2 separate regions of the Homo sapiens genome follow, and region 2 is linked to region 1. A link is a contact called in ENCODE Hi-C or POLR2A ChIA-PET data. All regions are on one chromosome and are shown on one strand. The core of a region is the stretch at or near the end of the contact, and the rest is flanking DNA. Distances in the headings are between cores, read along the strand shown. Region 1 has its middle 67 kb from the start of URB2. Region 2 overlaps LOC105373162 (a long non-coding RNA gene).

The links. Hi-C counts contacts between places; a loop is a spot of excess contacts on that map. ChIA-PET counts read pairs that join two places held with the same protein, here RNA polymerase II (POLR2A). Pooled maps may share reads with other maps.
Region 2: a loop to region 1 is called in a pooled map, with 3 times the contacts of the local background. The contact joins two enhancer-like sites. A Hi-C loop is called at or near these places in 2 of 168 maps with a recorded cell type or tissue (OCI-LY7 and astrocyte of the cerebellum), 2 of 37 single-sample maps with no recorded cell type and 2 of 50 pooled maps. POLR2A ChIA-PET finds 5 or more read pairs at or near these places in 2 of 52 experiments (MCF 10A and activated T-cell).

The regions. Positions count from the first base shown.
Region 1 is chr1:229,689,738-229,695,954 of GRCh38, reverse strand. It overlaps the pseudogene KIAA1191P3. Among named protein-coding and RNA genes, the nearest start is that of URB2, 67 kb to the right of the region's middle. RefSeq lists an enhancer at 542-1,043. Within about 2 kb of position 2,619, at least 13 of the 41 ENCODE cell types and tissues checked have a DNase peak (open chromatin) inside an H3K27ac peak, as active enhancers do.
Region 2 is chr1:229,838,352-229,844,526 of GRCh38, reverse strand. All of the region lies in intron 3 of LOC105373162 (a long non-coding RNA gene), which reads left to right. Among named protein-coding and RNA genes, the nearest start is that of LINC01682, 44 kb to the left of the region's middle. Within about 2 kb of position 3,131, at least 2 of the 41 ENCODE cell types and tissues checked have a DNase peak (open chromatin) inside an H3K27ac peak, as active enhancers do.

The sequences.
Region 1 (6,217 bases), core at 1,370-3,869:
CAGACGTGCTTCCCATCCAAGACCAAAGCCCACTCCATTCTGGCCTCCAGGGGCCTGAGCTTGGCTGGGCCTTTTTCACTCGGATGAGCTTTCATTGCATTTCTAGCAACTACACTGTGGTGTAGCGATCAGAGCCACCAGTTCCGGAACCAGGCTGCTCCTCATTTGCAAACTGCAAATGATGAAATTAAAGTTAATAAGACTTGCTCATAGGGTTACTATATTAAGTTACTCTACTTAGAACATGCCACTTACACAGAAAGTATTATGTAAATGTTATGTTTGCATACATTACAGCACTGCCTAATAATTGGGCAGAAATGACAATCAGCTCAAAAAAACGGATTATAATTATTGATGATTTTAAGAAACTTATCAGGTTCTTTCTCCCTCAAGTAGTCCTTGTCAGACCCTTACTGGACCCACACTAAGTGCAGGGCCTGAGCTAGTCCCCGGAGGCAGATGTGGAAACCTGTCATCCCAGAAGAGGAACAGTAGCAATCACTTGTTGATTGGAACTATGCACCTTGTCTCCCTGGCTCGTGGTCTGATATTTCTCATGGCTATCATGTAGCCAGGCAAAGATCCTATTAGTATGGTTATGCTTTCAATTATTCAAACATTTACTAACTATCAGATGGCATTTTAAACACTGGGTACAAATGAGTCAACTTCATCCTTGCCACATCATTAAGGGATGGGTATTACTAGTCCCATCTTAGATGCAAAGAGAATGTGACTTGGAGCGGCTCAGTATTTGCCCCCTCTGCAGCAGTGCATGGCAGAAGGGATCCAAGCAAGCTGCACACAGGATCTTCTATGATGCAAATTCACACAGGGAGGAGGCAGAGCACCTGCCTGGAAAAGTGTCTCAAACTGAGTTTGGAAGGATATACAGGGGTTGGCCCAGCAAAATGGGTAGTTAGGATAAAGTCAACCTATACAGAGAAAAAAACACATTTCCAGAAGTGGAAGTGTGGGGTGGGCCCGTGCCTGGAAGATGCCAGTGTATCCGTGAGGTGTAAGACATGAGGCTAGAGAGGTGGGAAGGGCCAGGCCATTCTCCAGAAGATTCTAGATCAGTCCAGAATTTATTCTCAGGGGTTAAATTCAGTCATTTTGTGTACCCTCCTACCCATTTGAAATAGCCAAAATTTCAACCACAAACTCACTAAAAAAAAAAAAAAATTCCATTATTTGTCTTTTCAGATGCCAGAGGTCAAATCTTAAAACTATCTGGCCTGCCTTTGACCTTCATGGGAAAACCTAAAGTGTTCTGTCTCCATAGAGCTAGATGTTCATCAAATCCAATTACCTCTCCCAGCTGCACCGCTCACCAGGAGGCAGGGCTCTGCTGGGGACAAAGAGAGGCAGAGGAAGCAGACTGTCCCCAGCCCCGCTTCCTGCTGCAAATTAAGCCAGGCATCGACTGTGCCGACTCACCACCTGGCTGCTGCCACAACAGCAGCTGCAGCCTGTTAGCACTGAAGAGTTTCTCTCCCAACTATTCCCATTAGTGTGGCCAGCGAGGGGGAGGATGAGTAAGTGTCTGTGCTCAGCTTGGGGCTCTGGCTCCTGCTGTCTCTTCACTGGGCTCTGACCTCCAGGGGCTGGGCGGGACATCCAAGCGTCAGAAGCCAACATAGGCCTGCTGACTCCCAGAGTTCGGCGCCTAACTTGGAGACAGGGCAGCAGAAGAGATTCTCAGCCCTGGCTGCCAAGCATTGCTCAAGAAGCTTCAGATTCAGAGAGACTGGGTAAGGCGGCCCCTCTGGGTCTGTAAAGCACCACTGTGATTCCAAAGCACAGCCAGGGTCAGCACTTCACCGATCTGTATTCACCAGCTGTCCTGCACATGTGTCTTTGATAGGACATGTGGGAAAGACATTAGGCCCTTCCAGCTCCCAGTAACTAAATATAGTCCTTCACATATCTCAGGGTAAGGCACTCTGTACCTTTTCAAACTGCTTTCATATACCTTGTCTCATTTGAGCCTGTGAGCAAGGGGAGGAGGCCGCTGAAACCCCAAGGTGCACTGAACGCCCCTGATGCCTTTAATCACGCAGCCAATTAGAGGCAAGGTTGGAACTATGCACCTTGTCTCCCTGGCTCGTGGTCTGATATTTCTCATGGCTATCATGTAGCCAGGCAAAGATCCTATTAGTATGGTTATGCTTTCAATTATTCAATACTTCTGTGTTACAATACACTGCTTATGTGGAACTGCTTGTAAGTGGCCATCATTGACTTCACCGATGAATCTGCTCCCCCTGTGTTGGAGAAAGTACCGAGTCATTGCCTCTAACCCCTAGCAAATGTAAAATACCTTTGCAATAGCTGGAAAAAGAAAATCACTGATGCCGACAGAATCTCCTTCATTCTCATAGACTAGGTAACAAAAGGGGAAGAAATCATGTCAGCTGAAAGATCTGGGGAGAAATCGATTTGGGACTGCTAGAATCACAGGAAGTTTTTGTTGAAGGATCAGAAACCCACGCAAGCCAGCTCAAGCAAAAGGTTTATTGTACAAGACACAGAGCGATGTAACAGAACCCAGCTGTAGGAAGTGCAGCTGGGTCTCCAGGGAACCAGAGAATGAATGGCAACCGTTTCTCAAGCCACATCATCTCTCATCTTGGCTTCTCTCTGTACACCTGCTCCCATATCCTCCCTATGGGCTGGCTTCCCCTTGCTGTTCAGGGTTTCTGCTCCTTCACAACTTCAGTTTGCTTATTGCTTTGTCTAAGTAAGCCTCACCATGAAACTTGACTCTACATAACTGTACTTGGAACCTATAGCTAATCAAGTCAGTCCCCGGAACTGGAAGCATCCCTATTCCAGATCCTCAGGGAGAGGATCTGACTGTTTGGCTGGGCTGGCAGGGCCCACCCCACTGTCCACTCATCTGATTCCAGGAAGGATTGAGTCTCATGGGATGCTGCCTAGATCTAAGCTGGCAATGGGGATGACAGGTAAAGAGACCAGTCACTTAGAACTGAGCCAAGACAAACTCAGATGACTCTATCCCAGGAAGAAAGGCAAAGCCTCCCTTCTGAAAGCCATTCAACAAGCAGGTCATTGAAGTGTGTTGGAACACAGGTTAGAATAATAAATAATAGGCTGGGTGTGGCGGCTCACGCCTGTAATCCCAGCACTTTGGGAGGCCAAGGTGGGTGGATCACCTGAGGTCAGGAGTTCAAGACCAGCCTGGCCAACATGGCGAAACCCTGTCTCTACTAAAAATTTAAAAATTAGCTGGGCATGGTGGTGCATGCCTGTAGTCCCAGCTACTTGGGAGGCTGAGACATGAGAATTGCTTGAACCTGGGAGGCAGAGGTTGCAGTGAGCCAAGATCGCACCACTGCACTCCAGCCTGGGTGACAGAGCGAGACTCCGTCTGAAACAAACAAACAAAAAAGAATGATAATAATGTGTGAAAAACCAGGACGCACAATCTACGGGACCACATTCTCACTGAGGAAGTGGTTTTCTAGAGCAGTGACTATATAATCCTTTTAGTAGGTGAATCAGTCAAGCAGGTCAAAATACCTCATTTCCCAACAAACCTTACAAGAAAAAAAGCCCTGCCAGATTAAACAAGAATATGAGTCTCTTCTAGACGAGATTCTGAAAACCCAGATAAGTAAGAAAAACACTGGACCAGGACTCCGAAATCCCGAGTTTTCATTCAGGCTTTGTTATGAATTTTTCATCTGGTGGCCCTTCCTTCTTCATTTAGCTAACTTCTCATCAAGACTCAGCTCCCAGGGCTGAGGCCGGTGACTTACTCCTGTCATTCCAGCACTTTGGGAGGTCAAGATAAAAGGATTTCTTGAGGCCAGGAGTTTGAGACCAGCCTGGGCAATATAGTGAGACCCTCTGTCGGCAGAAAATTTTAAAAATTATCCAGGTGTGGTGGTGCATGCCTGTATTCCTAGCTACTCAGGACACTAAGGCAGAAGGATCGCTTGAGCCCAGGAGTTGGAGGTTACAGTGAGCTGTGATGGCACCACTGCATCTAGCCTGGGCAACAGAGTAAGACCTTGTCTCAAACAAACAAACAAAAATGCTCAGTTCCAGGAAGTTCCTGCTCTGTGCTCCCACAGGACCATCTACATGCCTCCATCATGGCAGCTCCCCATTGTCCTAAAATTGTTTGCCTACCGTCTGTTCTCTCACTGGAAGTACATTCCTCTAGCATGGATCCTCTATGTCCTCAGTTATACCCCCATGTGTTCTGCCGTACTTGACATATAGTACTCAATAAATGTTTTTCAGCTGAACTGACTATGAGAAGATATTTATCTGAGCTGCAAATCAAGGCACACACACTGTTGTCTGGCTGAAAACCTCGAGCCCTTTGTGGTAGGAGATTGGGTACCACTTGATAGACAGTAGAGAACACAGGGACAGCCAGTACTCTAAAGCATAGCCAGCCCCGCCTGGGACACTGATGTATCCGCCTGCCGTATGTGAAAAGAGATAAAATTTTAGCACCTTCCAAATGTACTGTGCTAAGAATAAAAGTTAAGCCCTGCAAACTGAGTCATATAACATGACCGTTCTTTTCCTCTGGTGCATGACCATTGCTTCCTGACTTTTGTGTTGAGATGTTACATGCCAACCAGACTTCCCATTCTTCATTCAAACCTACACAAAATGATGCTGGAGACCTTGTGGTTGTTATCTCCCTACAATAGGATGTTAAGCCACCCCCTTAGCGTGGAATCGATAGTAGCCAATCAAATCTTATATCTGCATGTTAGCCTCTCTATGGAAAATGCTGTGATTCCATTCAACACTTCCATTTTTGACCTCATAAGCAGCCCTCACTTTTCCCCACACCAGGACACCAGGAGCACCAATCACCATTCTTTGGTGTCCACGTGTCCTGAGATGGCCACCCTGACAGTGCACTTGAATAAACTCTCTTAACTGGGTCCTGAGCCTTTTGATTATTTCAAACTGCCAAATATTAGGAAGAAAATGTGCATATTCTCAAACTAAAAATGAATAAAGCCACACCACCACTGATGCTTTTCAAGATATATTTTATTACAAAAGAAAGTTTGAATGTAAAAACAAATACAGCAACGTCAGCACAATGGCAGAGTATGACCCTCCAAGCTCTTCTCCCCCAACAGAAACTTTCTTTTTTTGGAGACAGGGTCTCACTCTGTCACCCAGGCTGGAGAGCAGTGGTGTAATCTTGGTTCACTGCAACCTCCACCTCCTAGGCTCAACAGAAATATATTTTTTTACAGCAGAAACTTAAAAAAAAATGTTTCTATTGAGCCCAGGAGGTGGAGGTTGCAGTGGCTCACGCCTGTAATCCCTTTGGGAGGCCGAGGTGGGTGGATCACTTGAGGCCAGGAGTTTGAGACCAGCCTGGCCAACGTGATGAAACCCTGTCTCTACTAAAAATACAAAAATTAGCTGGGTGCGGTCGGTGGCGGGGGTGCTTGTAATCCCAGCTACTCGGGAGGCTGAGGCAGGAAAATCGCTTGAACCCGGGAGGCAGAGGTTACAGTGAGCCGAGATCGTACCATTGCACTCCAGCCTGGGCGACAGAGCGAGACTCCGTCTCAAAAAACAAACAAACAAACAAACAAACAAACCAACCATTTGTAACTACTTTAAAAAATAGTCTAATGTTTATAGCAACCACGTAAGGGCTGAGTACAGAAAAAGACACTTCAAAACCATAGCAGGGGGGCAGTGTTGTCTGCTGGGTCCTGGAGACCTTCGGTGTTGCCACTGCTCTCACCATGCCTTCAGTCCAGACTGCGTCACAGCCTCTCGGGAGACGTGGGCCCTCAGAACCTCTTTAGCGCTGGACTCCAGGCCGCAGGCAGCCCAGCAGCAGCAGCAGCAGGATAGCAGAACCTCTGGATGCACTCTTCCTGGGAAGCTTTGCTAATTTGCAGCTGCTGCACTGTGTTCCTCATTAACATCTGTCAGCTTAGTCATTACATCATTTCACTGTGGTGGGAGGGACTCAGCTCAGAATTCTATATATATGGAAAAAGCACCTGGGTCCCAGTCTTTCACTGGCTTCAACACAACCAGAAGTGCCTGCTCTTGAGGCTGGGTGGGCTTCTAGGAAAGATGTCCCTGCCCATCAGGATAAACTGCTGGGCATCCAGCTATGATGATGCCCTCGAGGACCCTGTGCCCATGACTCCTCCATCGGACACGGGCAGCGTCCACTGGAAGC
Region 2 (6,175 bases), core at 1,882-4,381, 150 kb before region 1:
GCATTCTCAGTACCTTCTCTCTGAGAATTGCAGGCAAGAGGGGAGAGAGCTGGGTTGGCCAAGAAAAATTTGGAGATTTGCCTCCTGCCATGCCTTCCCTCCACACCAAAGACACTAAAAGCACTAAAAGTCGATGGAAAGAAAAGCAGATTATCAACAAAAAGAATGACAATTTCATAAAATCAACAGCAGTAATGGTATCCAGAAAACAATACAACAATATTTTCAATATCCTAAGGGAAAGTTCTGGTTTTACGAGACTGCATAGGCTAATAACAACTGAGCCAAGATATCACCGACTTTTTACACAAAGATTTATTTTATGTTTGTCCAAAATCTCCTATTAATCAAGTGACTCTCCAGGACATTGTGTACCATACAGTGAGTGACTCATCAATCCAGGCTGCCTACATCTTGAGGCTCCACCATCTCAACACATGGCCTGCAGAATCACCAGAGAAGGAGAAGAGCTAAAGGGTCATGCTGGAGATGCTCACTGTGCCTCAGTCCAGAAATGACACCTGTGGCTCCGGCTCCCAGTCCATCAGCCAGAGTGACTCACAGGGCTCCACCCAGCTGCAAGGGAAGATGTTGCAGGGGAGGGGAAGAGCATGTGAATGTTCAGGAAGCACTGAAACTCCTGCCACTCTTCCAAGGACAAAGGCAAAGTAAAAACATATACTGATAAACCAAAACTGTTAGAATCTGTTACCAACTGATTCTCATGAAAGGAACTTCTTTAATAAGACAGCATTTAGGAATAGGGAAAATGATCCCTCCCACCAAAAGGTCGGAGGTGCAAAAAAAAGATGGTGAACAAAGAAATGGCAGCCATGTGAAAATTAAGTAATTACTGACTGTATCAAACAATAGCAATGATACTCAATTTGTAGGATTAAGAAAAAGCTCAAGCTGGAAACGAAATTCTAGACAAAAGCAGCATAATCCTGGAGGGATATGACTAACAGTACAGTGTTTTATGGTCCTTTTACTGTTCTAGAGGACTCTGTCAAGTTAAATATAGATATTAAAATATCTAGGGTAACCACCAAAATAACAGAACTAAAATGCATAATTTTCAAACTTTTAGAGGGAGGAAAAAGTGAAATGAGAGAAGAATAATTCAATCAGTCCAATAAAAGACAAGAAAGGATGAGGGCAGGGGGAATGGAGAGACAAGATAGGACAGGAGTACAAAATAAAATCATATGAATAAATAAAATTATTTTAAAATTATGGTTTTTTTATTTTTCTTATATAAATGAATAAAATTATATCAATAATTGAAACAAGTGTAAATGGGCCAAACTCTTAAACTAATAAGCAAAGATTATCATTCTTGTTTTCCTAAGTCCAGCAATACACTATCTATAAGAGCTGTATCTAATCACAATGAGTAAACACTTACGTGGTCCTCACCATGTGCCAAGCACTGTTCTGTTCTGACTACGCCGTATTTATCTATTTAATCTTCCCAATAGCCCAGTGAGACAGAGACTGTTTTGATAAGAAAAGTAAATCATAAGGACACTGTGGGAGGCCACGGCAGGCTGATTGCTTGAGCCTAGAAGTTCAAGACCAGCCTAGGCTACATGGCAAAACCCCATCTCTCCAAAAAAATACAAAAATTGGCCAGGCGTGGTGGCATGTGCCTATAGTCCCAGCTACTTGGGAGGCTGAGTTGGCAGAATCGCCTGAGCTTGGGAAGTTGAGGCTGCAGAGAGCCGTGACCATGCAGCTACACTGCAGCCTGGGCAACAGAGTGAGACCCTGTCTCAAAAAATAATAATAATAATAAAAGTTAATCATAAGGAAGTGAAATAATTTGCCTGAGATTAAATAACTAATGAGAGTGTGATTTGAACCCAGGAAGGCCCCTCCTAGAGCCCATACATTTAGCCTTTGTATTACACCACCTCTTAACCCCAGAAAGGGTGAAAACGAAGTAACACTGAAAGATATACCAGGTAATATTAACCAAAAGAAAGCTGACATCATGACATTTATATCAGACTTTAAGGAGAAAAGCATTATCAGCAATAAAGAGATAAAAAAATAAAGATCACAAGAAGATTTAATAATTCCGGGCTGGGCATGGTGGCTCACACCTGTAATCCCAGCACTGTGGGAGGCCAAGGTGGGCGGATCACTTGAGGTCAGGAGTTCAAGACCAGCCTGGCTGAAATGGTGAAACCCCATCTCTACTAAAATTCAGAAATTAGCCAGGCAACATGGCGGGTACCTGTAATCCCAGCTACTCGGGAGGCTTGAGGCAGGAGAATCACTTGAACCTGAGAGGCGGAGACTGCAGTGAGCTGAGATCGTGCCATTGCACTCCAGCCTGGGTGACAGAGTGAGACTCCATCTCAAAAATAATAATAATAATAATAATTCCAAACTTCTATGCCCTTTATAACATAACTTCAGAATACATAGATTATCCAGTCTGTCCCTGGATCTAAGGGAAAGAAAAGAGCATAGAGTAAAAATGGACAAAACTACAAAGAGAGGTTGACAAATACACTATCACAGTGAGATTCTTTAACATACCTCTCTCAGTAGACAGAAAACCAATAAGGCTATAGAACATTTGAACAAGCTTGATCTGTTGGAGACATATGAAACATAGCACCCAACAACTCAAGAATACAAATGCTTTTCCATGTATATATGGAACATTCATAAAAATTAATCACATACTAGAACAATAAAACACAAAGAACAAATTTCAAAGCATTATCCAAACCATGGTTTCTGATCACAATGCAACTACCTTAGAAATCAATAATAATAATACACAGCTAAAAATAGTGGTTTGACCAGAGGGTAGACAATTCAGATGAAGAATGTGCCAAGTTAAACTAAGAAAGTAGCACTAGGAATAGAAAAAAAAAAGAGGATGGATTCTATAGATATGTCTAATATTGGCAAAGAAGGAGTTGAGGAGATTGCCAAGGATTATAGCTCAGACAACTGGAGGTTGGCAGCAGAGCCACTAATCAAGAAGTGGGGAAATCTGCGAAAGAAGAACGTGTGAGGGAAGAAGTGAAAGTGATATCAGCTACTGCAAGGAGTTGAAACAGGATGAGGGCTAGAAAACAGGACATTAGCCCTGCCTTCAGCGAAACTAATTTCATCAGTGCATAAAGCCGTGGGTGCCAAATCCAGACAGGACTTGTTTGAGGAGTGAACCGGAGGCAAGGAATGAGTCAGTAAGTGTGGATCTCCCTTTTAAGAAAGTTAACAAGGAAATAATTTAATAAGGAATTGTATAAGAATTTCTTTCTTTTCTTTTCTTTTCTTTTTTTTTTTTTTTGAGACACAGTCTCACTCTGTGGCCCAGGCTGGAGTGCAGTGGCACAATCTCGGCTCACTGAAACCTCCGCCTCCCAGGCTCAAGCGATTCTCCTGCCTCAGCCTCCCGAGTAGCTGGGGTTACAGGCATGTGCCACCATGCCCGGCTAATTTATGTATGTATATATATATATATTTTTTTTTTAGTAGAGACTGGGTTTCACCATGTTACCCAGGCTGGTCTCAAACTCCTGAGCTCAAGTGATCTGCCCACCTTGGCCTCCCAAAGTGCTGCCCACCTTGGCTCCCAAAGCATAAACCACCACACCCAGCCAGGAATTATATAAGAAATGTAATAAGGAAAGAGGGATATGGGAAGAGTCAGAATGCTAAAGAGGGAAGGATTTATTGTGTTTTCTAATTAATATTTAGAAAATAGATTTGGGGGTACAAGTGCAGCTTTGTTACATAGATATATTGTGTAGTGGTGAAGTCTGGGCTTTCACTGTAACCCTCGCCCAACAGTGTACACTGTACTCATTAGGTCCTTTTTCATCCCTCACCTCCACCACCCTCCCACCCTTCCGAGTCTCCAATGTCTATTATTCCATACTCTATTTCCACATGTACACATTTGGATACACATTTAGCTCCCACTTACAAGTGAGAACATGCAGTATTTGACTCTGTTTCTGAGTTATTTCACTTAAGATGATGGCCTCCAGTTCGATTTATGTTGCTGCAAAAGATATGTTATTCTTTTTTGTGGCTGAGTACTATTCCATGACACACGCAGACACACACACACACACACACACACACACACACTCATCACATTTTCTTTATCCAGTCATCCATTGATGGACACTTAGGTTGATTCCATATTTTTGCTATTGTGATTAATGCTGCAATAAACATATGAGTGCAGGTATCTTTTTGATATAATGATTTCTTTCCCTTTGGGCAGATACCCAGTAGTGGGATTCCTGGATTAAATGGTAGTTCTATTTTTAGTTCTTTGAAACATCTCCATACTATTTTCCATAGGGGTTGTACTGATTTACCTTCCCACCAGTAGTGTACAAGCATTCTCTTTTCTGTTTCCTCACCAGCATCTGTTATTTTTTGACTTTGTCATAATTGCCTCTGTTTGTGTTAAACGGGAAGACTTGAGAGAGTCAAAAGTAAAATAACTATGTACACAGCCACTAGGGGCTTCAGTGATCCCCTCCAACAGCTGCCCTCCATCATGACTGCATGCCACCCTGCTCACCGCCCTTTAATTCTTGTGGGGTTGTGGGGCTGGAGAGATGCTGCTGAGCCTGTTCCTGTCCTCTACCATCCCCAAACCCGATTACCAGCCCCTTCCCCTTCAACAGCTCCCTGCCCTTTCTAAATCCCAATGCTGGAGTCATGCCAACACTGGTGACAACCCCCAAGTTGAATAAAAATTGAGAGAACTGTAGTTCTCAGTTGCAAGGAAAAGAAAAGCCCCAGAGTAAGACGGGGTGTGGTGAGGTACCGGACAGAAGGAAGGTGGGTGCATCGTATCCTTGGGAAGACGCATTGCTCTTTCTGGTCCCAAATGATTGGTCTTTCTAAAAACTACTGCGGGATTGAATGGGTTGTGGTGGGATGGGACAATAAAATTCTCATTTTAACATATGCAGGCAACTTGAAAATGGTATTGTATCGGAGCCAAGCATGGGCTCTCGCTAAAATTAAGGATGCACGTATTAGACTTCTTCTTTTGTAGTAGCAGGATGTTAGGAACAAGCACAATGCCTTGGAGGATAATGAAAGTACAGTGTGCAGAAGAGGAACCTGAAATTGTTATAATTATCATGGTAATTGTTAGTCAACCTCCTAAAGCAGGAACACAATGGAGCCAAATTATGTTACCTTCAAGTGATGATCTGGTTCCTTTCCCATTTCTTTGTTTCATTGTTTCCTCCCCAAGTCCCCTATTCTGGTGTTCCCTCCCGCTCCCTGGCCGACTCAGACCTTCTCCTCCGTGCTCCTTGTGCCCTTGCCTTTGTCAGGGATGGCTCACAAACTATTTTAATAATGTTTTTCTTATTAAAATTTAATATATGTGCATTGTGCACATTTTATAAAATATGTTTATCGTAGAAAAGTAAAAAGAAGAAAATAACAATCATCTATAATCCTGACCACCCAGAGATACTCACTGAGTGTTAACATTTTCATGTATGTAATTCTCTTCTTTCTTATGTGTACTCTCTCTATACCTATACGTATATGTCTATATATAAAACTTTATTAACATAATAGCTGGCACCAGAATTGCTCTTCAGAAGATACCTGACTTTGGTTGGAAAGATGCTTAGATAAATACTTGCCATAGTTAAAAGTTGAGAGAGTCCCAAATTACCCCCACATCTGAGAGCCAATGGGGGAAGATCCTGTAAATATCCCAGGGAAAGGAATTCATTGTTTCCAGAGGGGCGAGGGAGAGGGAAGGGAAAACAGAGAGGGGGACGAGTGGAATGGCACAAAGCTGTGCACTTCATTATGTGACTTCTTCATGCCCCCTCCCCCCACACCCCCGCAATCCTCAATGAAGTTTGCTGAGCTCAGGAAAGCCTGGTGTAAGTGACTTCCATGTTGTGGAAATAAAAGAAGGGGCTGAATCCATATCATAAGCAGTGGTTGAGGCAGCCCTTGAGGAAGATGGAATCGCAGAAGCAAAGGAGATCAGAAAGATGTAAGACTCTGCACCAGCCTGCACCCTAGAAATTAGAGGAAATCTCAAAAAGAGAGTAGGGCCTCATGGGAATTTCATTCAGCATTCAGCAGACAGAAAGGCCAGTTGCCAACTTCGAATTACACACACACGCACATGCTCGCACACGCATAC